Regions from separate parts of the Homo sapiens genome. Here all the other regions are linked to region 2. The links are chromatin loops, found by intact Hi-C in ENCODE. Cell type or tissue: PC-9. All regions are shown on one strand. Region 1 has its middle 86 kb from the start of ADRB2. Region 2 has its middle 26 kb from the start of ABLIM3. Region 3 overlaps SH3TC2 (SH3 domain and tetratricopeptide repeats 2).

Evidence for each region. A loop is a pair of places that touch in the nucleus more often than their neighbours do. Peaks named below come from ENCODE experiments on the same cell type or tissue, not always from the same donor. Only the 100,000 strongest peaks of a DNase experiment are listed, where the experiment ranks them.
Region 1: it touches region 2 in a loop (11-fold over the local background); 11 of 110 quality-filtered maps call a loop at or near these places.
Region 3: a loop joins it to region 2, with 10 times the contacts of the local background. A loop is called at or near these places in 46 of 110 quality-filtered maps.

What each region holds. Positions count from the first base shown.
Region 1 is chr5:148,911,013-148,915,012 of GRCh38, reverse strand. No RefSeq gene overlaps it. Among named protein-coding and RNA genes, the nearest start is that of ADRB2, 86 kb to the right of the region's middle. RefSeq lists an enhancer at 3,676-4,000. In PC-9, a CTCF peak has its summit at 2,123 (motif pointing left); DNase peaks (open chromatin) are centred at 172, 902, 1,792 and 2,692; H3K27ac peaks cover 4,000 bases.
Region 2 is chr5:149,113,230-149,117,229 of GRCh38, reverse strand. It overlaps the pseudogene RN7SKP145. Among named protein-coding and RNA genes, the nearest start is that of ABLIM3, 26 kb to the left of the region's middle. In PC-9, CTCF peaks have their summits at 2,143 and 2,342 (motif pointing right); DNase peaks (open chromatin) are centred at 2,369 and 3,359; H3K4me3 peaks cover 816 bases; H3K27ac peaks cover 1,910 bases.
Region 3 is chr5:149,033,008-149,037,007 of GRCh38, reverse strand. The region is part of intron 8 of SH3TC2 (SH3 domain and tetratricopeptide repeats 2); the gene reads left to right. Among named protein-coding and RNA genes, the nearest start is that of MIR584, 27 kb to the left of the region's middle. In PC-9, CTCF peaks have their summits at 1,336 and 1,540 (motif pointing right); a DNase peak (open chromatin) is centred at 1,507; H3K27ac peaks cover 2,350 bases.

The sequences.
Region 1 (4,000 bases), 200 kb after region 2:
CTTCCACCATCTGAATACCAAACAAGACAAAAATTGCACAAGAGATGGGGCCCAGATGATCCGCTGATCAAATCAGTATTTCAACTCTGGTGTCCTCAGGATTTCTTATGTGAGGGAACACCCTCCTCTGCCATTTCAAAAGACTTAATACATTTTTATCCCTGAGTGATTTTGTCCTCAAGAGGACCTATGGGAGGGACCATGTGGATTTTGAAAGCTTAGTGCTGAACTAATTCTGTGCCCTAATGATTATGAAAGCCTGTGTAAATAGGGAGGCAGTGGCAGGGAGCCTGGGGCTGGAAGTCAGGAGGCTTGAATTCCAGTTCTGGCTTTGCCACTCTCTGGCTGTGCAGCTTTAAGAAAATTGCTTCACCTCTCTGGGCCTCAGTGTTCTCATACAGCAGCATCTCTCTACGGTCTCTAAGACAGAAACCTCTCATCTTGGTGGTAGAATGGGGCCAGATATACCTCTGTGTGTGTGTGTGTGTGTGTGTGTGTGTGTGTGTGTGTGTGTGTTAGCCCAATTCTCCCCTTGTGTGGAGACATAGCTCTTATGGAGGTTACATTCCTTCCCCAAGTTCCTCTTCTTTGAAGGCCTTTGGGACGCATCCAAGAGAGTAGGTGAACTCATGGATGCTTAAGGATTGGAAGGGGCTTTGAGGATAATTACCCAGCTATTGCAAGAATGCCTCTCACCCCAATTATCTGGTGGGAGGTGCTTGGCATGTTTGAGAACCAGCATTCCATGAAAGTTAAGAGCCCCAGCTCTGGAGTTATTCAGTCTTTGTTTTATATCCCAGCCTTGCCAGTCATTTCAGTTCGTCATTCAGCAAGTATTTATCAAGTGCCTATTTCCTGCCAAGCACTTAGATAAGCTATTTTGCATATATTATCACACTTAGTCCTCACAACCCTATGAAACAGGTAGAGGTTTTATCTCCATGTCACAGATGAGGAAACTGAAACTCAGAGAGGTGATGTGACTTATTGCTAGCAAGAGGCAAACCTGAGGTTTGAATCCAGGTCTATTGACACCAGCGCTATAGCTCTCAGCCACTATGCTGTACTGTCTCCAAGACCTTATCTTCTTAATGTAAACATCTATGATGTAGACATTATTGTATCTATTTTAAAACTAGATACTGACGGTCAGAATTTAAGTAGCATCATTTGGTCAAAGTCAATGAAAGCAGGGCCAGGACTCAGCTGGGGGCTACTCAACCCCCACGTCGGTGTCTCTGACTGCTGTGTGCAATGCCTCTACCTCAGCCTTTTGGAAAAACCTCCGTGCATTTGCCAGTCTACGTTACAGACTAAGCAGCATGCCTGCTTCTGAAGGAAGGACATGGACCATGCAATGGGAAGAGCCCTGAAGTCTGCATGATGCCAACATCTCAGCTGCTGGTCCTGTCTGCTCCTTACCAGGCACAAGGCCTGAGGCATTTCCAGCCTCTGCGCTTTACCAGCCTTGCTTTCCTCACAAGGATATTTATTGTACCAGTCAATTGAGGGCCTAGCTATGAAAGGACTTTATAAATTAGAAGGTGATGAAAGTGAAATTATTATTGTTGTAGTCCCACTTCTCTGTTTTTCTCCATCAAACTGGACAATAAATTGCATGTTGCCTTCGGGAATCTTGAAATGCATCATCTAGTAGCCTGAGCCCCATGATCCCAGGATGAAGCAGCATGAGGCAGGCTATCCTCTCTCACAGCCGGCACTCCTGCCTGACTCATTCAGGGATGCCACATTCCGGGATGTGAGGCATTACAATGGCTGCCACTGTGACGTGTAGTCATCCCAGAAAGGCTGGGATGTAACATTCCTGAACAGATTCAGGCATGAGAAGAGAGAGGAGAGAAAATTTGTAAACAGGCAGCCTGGGGCTTAGGAGAGGCAGGAGAAGTTGCTCATTTTCTGTGCTCTTGTTTTGAAAGTCTTTGGAGGTGTAGCTGTCCGTCCATCAGGCTGATCTTATCATCCTTCGGGAAGCATGCATCTCCAGATGCGTGGGACTCCTCACACCAGGGCCTTGCACTCTCGGACCACCGGTTCCAGGAGGGCTGGGTCAGAAATCATTTGCTCACTTCACTACTCACTCCTCTAAGGAGTGAGAGGATAGGAAAACCAGAGGTGCCATCTGCAGGTGGATGGAGGAGCTCCAGGTGATTTGTCCCTGAGTTTTTCCAGTTAAGCATTTGCTCTCTCCCCTCTCACCCTGTTGTGCTAAGGGTGGCACAGAAAAAGAATTTTATTTATTTTGGGTCTTTGTTTGTACCTGTTTGCAGCCCAAGGAAAAGAGAGAGGCAAACTCTCTGGTTCAGGCTTCGGTGAGAGCCTTCTTTTACTCAAAGAGACTGTGGAGGCTGCCAGAGAGCAAGTCAAGGAGTTGGGAGGTGCAGCCTGCCTTGAGCAGGGCAGCAGGGACTTGTGGGATGAGCTATGGCTCCGTTAGGACCCTCCTCACCTGGAAACAGGACTGTGGGAGACATTGCCATCCCTCCTATCTAACAATTCGATGTTAGAAAACTCCCTGCTTTGGGTAGTACCAAGAAATTAGTTGTAATTATGGAAATGAAGAAGGTGGCACTGAAAGAAAGCACCACCAGGGGAAAGGGCCCTGCAGGTGGAGGTGGAGACCTGGGCTCCAGGTGTAGCCTTGCCACAGGCTCTGTGTGAATGTGAGCCCTCTCTGGGGCTGTATTTATGAAAAAGGGGGTTGGGCAATGATCTCTAAGGTCCCTTCCAACTAGGCCAGTTTATGCAAGACTTTCCTTGATTTCAGTACTGAAAGTTTTGTGTCCAGAAATCCTTGCTTCCAATAGAAAGCTTCCCTTTCTGGTTGTTCTAGTAACTTCCCTCTGGGATCTCAATCCCTTTTCTCTCTGTATTGCAGAAGCCTTTTCTCTGGATTAGGAAATCATTGTGATAACTCCTGCTAAATGGTGGTGGGTAGGGGTGATACTCAAAACATGAACATCCTCTACGGTAAGGGCACAAACCCATCAGAATGAACCAGGCCATAAACCCCAGACCATTCTTGGAGTGCTGTCCACTCCCCGTCCCCGGGGTGGGCAACCCCACATTGAAACTGGGCTTCTATCTCCAGGTCTATGACAATTCCACCTGTTTCTATTCCACCTCTTCAGTCAGTGATGTGAAGTCATGTCAATCACTTCAGCGCCAGTGGAACTGAAGGATTTTCCAGCTTCTCTTTTACTGCTTGCTCTCAGATTAAAGGTGGTGACTTCCCCTTCACTGGTCAGTTCCAGCCTCAGTCCAGTTTCCTAAGGTTTTTTAGGGTGAGACTGCTCTGAGTGATGCTGTCCAAATCCAGACAATAGTGTCTTTGCGGATGGGCTTCACGTCTCTGGGATTCAAGTCTGTTTGTGCCCCACCATCCTTGGTGTGCTGCCAGATGAGTCTTTCCAAAACAGTGTTTTGTCAGCCTCCTGTACCTGTTCTGAAATCTTTCTAAGCACATTTCCTCAGCCCTCTCACCCACTGTGGACAAACAGGACCACATATTCATAATCATGACCCACTTGTCTTTGGCTTCTGCCTCTGTTTGCTTACATGGGATCTTGGTCTCTTCCAATTGTGTTTTTATTCAGAGAGCAGCTGCTAAACTGTCTGGAATGACAGAAGTTCAGTTTCAAATAATAGTTAACATACGTGTATCACAGGGTGGAGAAAAGCAGAGTCCGTGTGACCTCTGGCTCCCATTCACCTCCACACCAGCTGAGCCCATTTCACATGACCTTTCTGCCTGTGTTTGTCTGTCCTTCAATGTGCTCCATCCTCACTTGTTTATGTTGCTTCCTGAGCACAGTGACTTGCATCAGGCACTGTGCTAAAGGTTGGTGAAATGCAAGCTGGATCCAACCCCTATGGTGAACCTGCATTGTGGGAGGGCAGATGGACATATAAGCAGCTGCTTCGTGATGGGACATGTGTGCTGTAATACATTTGAGTGTCATGGCCACATACAGCGGGGCCT
Region 2 (4,000 bases):
ACGGAGTTTCACTCTTGTTTCCCAGGCTGGAGTACAATGGCATGATTTCGGCTCACTGCAACCTGTGACTCCCGGGTTCAAGCGATTCTCTAGCCTCAGCCTCCCAAAGTAGCTGGGATTACAGGTGCCTGCCTCTACACCCAGCGAATTTTTGTATTTTTAGTAGAGATGGAGTTTCACCATGTTGGCCAGGCCGGTCTTGAACTCCTGACCTCAGGTGATCCGCCCGCCTCAGTCTCTCAAAATGCTGGGATTACAGGCGTGAGCCACCGTGCCCAGGAGATATTTTTTTGAAAGGTACAAATTCTTAAGAATCTCAATAAACCATAACTTAGGATAAATGAGAAGAAGAGTGCACCTTGTCACATCATAGTCAAAGTGTTGAAATCTAAAGGTAAAGAGAAAATATTGAAAAAGCCAGAGAAAAAGACACATTACATTAAATAGAATATCAATTCCAAAGATCTCTGACTTCTCATCAGAAATCATGGAGGCCAGAAGAGTGTGAAACAGCACTCTAATTAAAATGGACAGTCTATCAGAATTTATTTTTAAAAAGTAAGATTCAATTATATACTATTCAGAAGTTATAATTTAAGTATAAAGAGAGGTTAAAAGCAAATGGATTGAAAAAGATATATCATGTAAACTGCAGAGCACAAGAAGTTTAAAGTGGCTATATTAATACCCCAAAAGACATATAATCATGAAGGCGTGTGCTGAATAATAGACGTTCAAAATATACAAGAAGATGTGAGGGCAAGCTGGCTGCAACATCCGTCACCCCATTGATCTTCAGGGTTGATTTGGCTGATCTGGCTGGCTAGGTGGGTGTCCTCTTCCTCCCTCACCACTCCACATGCATCCCTCCCGGAGCTGTGTGCTTGGTAGTAGAGGATGACCATCCCCAATAGAGAAGGACCAGTCTTGGGTCAAGGGTATACCAGTAGCTGTGCTGATAGGACCTCCAAACAAGCTCTCAAAATATACAAAGAAGCAATTGAGAAAATTAAAGGAAGAAATAGAAATTCCACAATCAGAGGCTGTCATCTAAATGGCCTGTGAGGCCAGGACAGCAATAATGATAAAAGCTCCCGAGGTGGGGCTGGTGGGCAGCCAAGGTGAGAACATTGCTCTGAACCACCCCATCATGTTACCGCAGGGGGAAATGAGGACCCCAGGGGTGAAGAGGCTGAACCCAAGGCCTTCCCTCTGGAACCTCAGAATCCTGACATCAAATCCAGTGAGCTTTGGTTAAATGCCCTGGTGATTTTAAATCCTGACATTAAATCCGATGAGTTCTGGTGAGAGGTTCCAGTGCAAGAGAGAGAGAACAAAGATAATGGAAAACAGGAAGGAGGAAGAACCATGGAGGATGCCTCCATTTACAGAGTGAAGGAAGAGAGAATGCAGAGAGGAGACAGAGGAGCCACAGAGAGGAAGAAATAAGCCACGGGGGAGATGGGGGCTGACACTGCTGCTGTCCTCAGAGAGGCACAGCAGGGCCAACTGAGGAAAGACCTTCAGGGCCAGCCATTAGGAGGTCATCCAGAAGCACAGTAGCTAAATGGCTTACAGAGTTCTGGAGTAAGGCTGCCCAAAAAGCATTCGTGACCATGTGAGTGCAGCTGGTGCTTCCACTGGCTTACCAGCTCTGTGACTTTGGACACATACATTTATCTCTCCATGCCTCAGTTTTCTCATCTGTAAAATGCGTAGAATGTTAGCACTTGTCATGAGTTTAAATGAGTTAATAATACACACAAAGCCCTCAGAATGGTGCCTGGCACAGTGTGTGTGTGTATGATTCACAGGCACTTGTTCTTATTGTTGTTTGTGCCATTGCATTGTTGTGGGTGGTGATCTTGAGAGGCAGTTTTAACAGGATATTGGAGACAGCTGTCATTTTCATAACTTATATTTGGACTTCTGGACCTCACGCTAATTTACCTCAAATGACAGTAAGTCAGCACTACTGAATTAATTCATTCATCACATTTCACTTGCTTAGTTTTAAGGGGTCCTCTCACACTGAAGAACAGCGTCCTCTGTGCTGTGTGAGGTGGACTACAACATTCTCCTGTGCCTGGTCAGCTGTGGGACCCAATGCACCAGAGATTGCACAATTGGTACAGAAGGGGGAAATGAGCCAGAAAACAGGGACGGGTGGCACAAGGAGAAGAGGGGAACTGGCTCCTTGCATATCCCCCAAAGCACTATCCAGATATCGGAGCTCCTTGAATCACAGCAACCGAAGGCTGGATTTTGAGCTCAGAGGAATGACCCAGCTCCACACAAGCAAGCAGCCAAGGAGCTGAAGTCTCTGCACTCTGCCTTCTGTCTGGCCACTGGGTGTCACTCTTCATCTATGTTCCTTTGGTGTCAGGGTTCTGAGAAGAAATTCAGCCTTTGCTGTTCTCTCCCTGTGCTGATATTTACCCCTAGAAGCTTCTACTGGCCAGACAGGCAGTATATTGAGAGTGAAATCGCATCAGGAAGCTGACTTCTGATCCACACATGGGAAACCAGCCTGCTTGTCATGAAAGTAAGGAGATTCCAGCCTCAGTAACTAATTCTACAGCAATAGCAGTTGAAAACAAGTCTTAGAAGCATTGAGCAGACATTCTAATGAAGTAGATATGTTACTGAGCTTGGCCAAGGTGGCTATGGGAATCTTACATCTGTGAAGGTGACAGGACTTGCTTTTTCATATTGACATTTAAGAATATTTTGTATCCAAATGTGTTTGTGTGTCTCTGTGTATGTGCGTGTGAGTGTGTGTACTTATTTAAAGGAAATAGCAGGTTTCAGATACAGTTGAGGTCTCCTTTATAGCCCTCCTTAATCACATTCCCCTTCCTTCCACCCTAGAGGCATTCTCTCTTCTGATGTAAGTGGTCTTTCTCCTGTCCATATTCTGATGCTCTTATTAAATCTGTACATGTTCATAAATATTTAACAGTATGGCTTTGTACATTTAAAAGTTTATACAAATTGTTGCCCAATACCATTTACTTGTGCTGTCTGTATAATTCCATTTTCTTTTTGTTTCTAATTTTATTAGAATTTTGCTGTCAGTTTAATAGTCATTTCTTTGCAGTTTAGTCTGTGTTTTTTCTCCCTTTTTAAAAAAAGTTGTGATAAGAACACTTACTATGAAGTCTACCTTTTAACATGCTTATTCTATCTCTTTCATTCATAGTTTTTTAATTTCTCATTCTTGCAGTGCTGGTTCACTGATCAGTTGCATCTGTTGTTTTTTTTCTCTTGGTGTTCAATTTCCTTATTTGATTTGTATCTGTTTTAACTATGAACTACTTTGAACTATAGTCATGCATTGCTTAACTCTGGATTCATTCTTGAGAAACGAGTCATTAGATGATTTTCTTGTTGTGTGAACATCATAGAGTGTACTTTCGCAAACCTAGGTGGTATAGCCTACTGCATACCTAGAGTATAATATTGCCTAATGCTCCTAAGCTACAATCCTATACAACATGTTACTTTCCTGAATACTGTAGGCAATTGTAACACAATGGTATTTATTTGTCTAAACATAGAAAAGGTACAGCAAAAATACAGTATAAAAGATAAAAAATGGTACATTTGTATAGAGCATTTACCATGAATAGATATTGCAGGAATGGAAGTTGCTCTGGGTGAGTTAGTGAATATGAAGGCTTAGAACATTACTGTATACTACTGCAGAAAAAATTAGCCGGGCATGGTGGTGGACGCCTGCAATTTCAGCTACTCGGGAGGCTGAGGCAGGAGAATTGCTTGAACCCAGAAGGCGGAGGTTGCAGTGAGCTGAGATCAACACTGTACAGTTAGGCTACACTAAATTTATATAAAAAAAATTCTTCCTTCAATAATTAATTAACTTTAGCTTACTATAGCTTCTTAACTTTATAATCTTTAATTTTTTAAAACTTCTTGATTCTTTTGTAATAACACCTAGCTGAATGCACAAACACATTGTAAGCAGTACAAAACTTTT
Region 3 (4,000 bases), 80 kb after region 2:
TGGACCTTTTCTCTAGGAAATGAAACCTGGCTTTGGGGGAGGCATGCATCATCAGGGGGAATCTGGAGGCAGGAGACCAGCGAGAAGCCCACGGTGGCACTTAGAAAAGGGTGAGAATGGAGAGGAAGGCCACTGCTGAGGACCAATGGACAGGAAGTCAAAGATTCCAGGAGCTTTACAAATATGGACACCTGTGTTCTGCCTCCAGAGGCTGTTGTGTAACTGGTCTGGATGGAGGCTGGGCAATTATATTGATAAAAGCTCCCCAGGTGGGGCTGGTGGGCAACCAAGGTGAGAACATTGCTCTGAACCACCCCTTCATGTTACCACAGGGGGAACAGAGGACCCCAGGGATGAAGGAGCTGAACCCAAGGCCTTCCCTCTGGAACTTTAGAATCCTGACATTAAATCCAGTGAGCTCTCATTAAATGTCCTGGTGATTTTAAATCCTGACATGAAATCCAATACATTCTGGTGAGAAGTCCCAGTGAAAGGGAGAAAGAAAAAAGAGGATGGAAAATAGGAATGGGGGAAGAACCCTGGAGGATGCCTCCATTTACAGAGCAGAGGAAGAGAGAACGCAGAGAGGAAACAGAGGAGCCACAGAGAGGAAGAAACAAGCTGCGGGGGAGGCGGGGCTGACACCTGTGCTGTCATCAGAGAGGTACAGCAGGGCCAAGTGAGGAAAGAAAGGCCTTTGGGACTGGCCATTGGTAGGTCTTCTGGAAGCACAGTAGCTACATGGCTTACAGAGTTGTGGAGTCAGGGTCCCCAAAAGGCATTCATGACCATGTGAGTGCAGCTTGTGCCTCCACTGGCTTACCAGCTCCTTGTCTTTGGACATATTCATTTATCTCTCCATGCCTCAGTTTTCTCATCTGTAAAATGTGTAGAATGTTAGCACTTGCCTAATAGGATTGCCGTGACTTTAAATGAGCTAATAATACACACAAAGCCCTTAGAATGGTGCCTGGCACAGTGTGTGTGTGTGTATGATCCACAGGCACTTGTTCTTATTGTTGTTTGTGTCATTGCCGTTGTTGTGGGTGGTGATCTTGAGAGGCAGTTTTAATAGGATATTGGGGACAGATGTCATTTTCATAACTTATATTTGGACTTCTGCACCTCACGCTAATTTACCTCAAATGACAGTAAGTCAGCACTACTGAATTAATTCAGTCATCATATTTTCACTGGCTTAGTTGTAAGGGGTCCTCTCACACTGAAGAGCAGCGTCCTCTGTGCTGTGTGAGGTGGACTATGACATTCTCCTGTGCCTGGTCAGTTGTGGGACCCAATGCACCAGAGATTGCACAATTGGTACCGAAGGGGAAAATGAGTCAGAAAACAGGGAGGGGTGGCACAAGGAGAAGAGGGGAACTGGCTCCTTGCATATCCCCCAAAGCACTCTCCAGATATCAGAGCTCCTTGAATCACAGCAACAGAGGGATGGGTTTTGAGCTCAGAGGAATGACCCAACTCCACGCAAGCAAGCCGCTGAAGTCTCTGCACGCTGCCGTCCGACTGGCCACTGGGTGTCACTCTTGTCTATGTTTGCTGGGTGTCAGGGTCTGAGAAGAAATTCAGCCTTTGCTGAAGTCTCCATCTTCTCCGTGTAGGTTTTCTTTTTGTGCTTGTGTATTACTCCCTAAAGTATGTGTGTATACTTAAGTGCCTAAATTAAAAAAATAAGTCAGATTGATAAATTAATGTACTCAAAACCAGAAAAAAGAACATAGGAAAAAAGCTAGTATTTTATAGTATTACAGTTAGAAAACATTCTTTTGTTACATTCCTTCTTTTATTCTTCATATTGCCTGTGTCTTTATAATTCAATTTCTTGTGGAATCTATTTTTGACACTAATAATTTTGCCATTGGTCTCATAGCCATTTATTTGCATGATGTGTCTACGTGTAATATATTTTATTACATATTGACAGCAAGTTGTCCACTTCTTCTTCATAGAGTATCTATTTTAGTAGCTATTTTCAGTGAAGATCTGTGGGTTATAAATACTCTCAGTCCTGAGTCTTGGCCTGTCTTAAATATATATAACACTTAACATATACTCTTGAATTATAATTTAGCTAGGTATAGCATAACATCTTCAAAGTTTGCAGGAAAAAATAACTTTAACTATAAAATTGCAAATCCATGTTGCCAGGGCCTTGTCCATTTTGCTTGTCTTTTCAGAGAATCATTTTTTCTTTTGTTGACCATCTTTATTGATTTTTGTTTTTATAATGATACTTCATTAATGACAGCATTTGCTTTGATTATTTTTGTCTACTTTCTTTGTTTTTATTTCATTAATTTATGATCTTATCTTTCATATTCAATTCATTCATTCTATAAAGTTGAACTGTCAATAGTAATTAAACCAAGAAAGGAGGCGTAGGAGAAATAGAGAACTTAAAAAGACCTGTAAGCATAAAGAAATGGACATCATGTTAAAAATGATATTATATTTATTTATTTTGCTCAGGACTTGGTGTGTTTCTTCAATATGAAGATTCATGTCTTTCTTCAATTCTGGAAAATTTTCAGTCCTTCTTCCTTTGAATATTGCCTCTCTCTCGTTCTTTTTAGTCTCTCTTCTGGAATTCCTATTAGAGGTACGTTGGACTTACTCTATCCTCATTCTTGCTTAATCAGTTCTTTTATATTTTTTATCTTTTTGTCACACCAGGCTAAATTCTGATTGATTTTCTTGACATAATCTTCAGTTTCACTAATTCTCACCTCTGCTATGACTAAACTTGCTGTTTAACCCACCCATGTAGTTCTTAATTTCTGTGCCTTTATTTTCCATTTTCTACGATTTATATTTTGCTATTTTTCATATATGGCTGTTTCTTCTCACAGTGCTCCATCTTTTCATTGTAGCTTCTATTTTTTCTTATTATTTCACCTTTTTAATCATTCATATAAATTCTTCTTCAGATTATTGTCATTTCTAGTTTTTTGTAGTGTTAATATAGTTATTTGTGTATCTGCTGGCTCTCGTTGTGAATAGTTCATTTTATTGCATGGTTTGTATTTTTTGTTACATGAACTAATTTTCAACATTTTAAAAGATGGGTTTTATATGGATCCTGGACTGAAGAAAACCTTGCTGACTAGGTTTTGCATTTGCTTCTCCTGGAACCTTAGGGAGTAATGATCCAGGACTGATTTTTTACTATTAATTCTTGGATCGTGGTACCAACACCAGGTAGTGTAAATTCAGATCCCACACGTCCCAGTGGCATAAGCCTAGGTGTTTGATGTTTTCCAGGGACTCAAATAGATGAAAAGTGTGTTCTCGGCAGGTAGGAAGAAATTTTTCAATCTGCTCTTTGCTCTTTACAGAAGTTGAACTCTTTCAGACTCCAGGGAGTTTAATGGGCTCCCTGCTTCAGGCAGGTCTAAATCACATCTCCTGTCCTTGGGGTGGGCATTAGAAGGTCAACCCCAGTTCTGAAGGCCAGAGTCCCAGCTGAAACCACCAGGAGCTCTGGGCCATCTGCTTTCACCTGCCAATCTGGGTTTGGTTTTTGCTTTTGTTACTGGCTTCCAGTGATTTCCCTTTCTTTCTTTAAATAATGTACTAAAATATTCATCTTTGTTACAGATTTTTCTATAGATATGGGGGAGAGTGGCCCTTTTAGAGCCCTTTAACCTGCCATATTGCCAGAAGCTTTGCCATGTTCTTCTAACCCAGTTTTCATGTTTGGAAATATCTAATGCAATTTGTCAAGCTTCTTGGCCTTTCCCTAAATTCTAAATTCTCGTAAGTTGTCCTGGAACTCAGGACTTTAGCAGATGTTGTGAGGCAATGCACGCAGAGGTAGAAGACCTCAGTTTTAGTTTCAGCTTTACCACTTTCTAGCCATGCAATTCTTAGCATGTCACTGAACAGTTCTGAATCCTTTTCTTAATCTACAAACATGGATTAAAAAAACCTGCACCATAAAGTTGTTATAAACAGTAAATGAAATAGTAAATTTAGGAATACA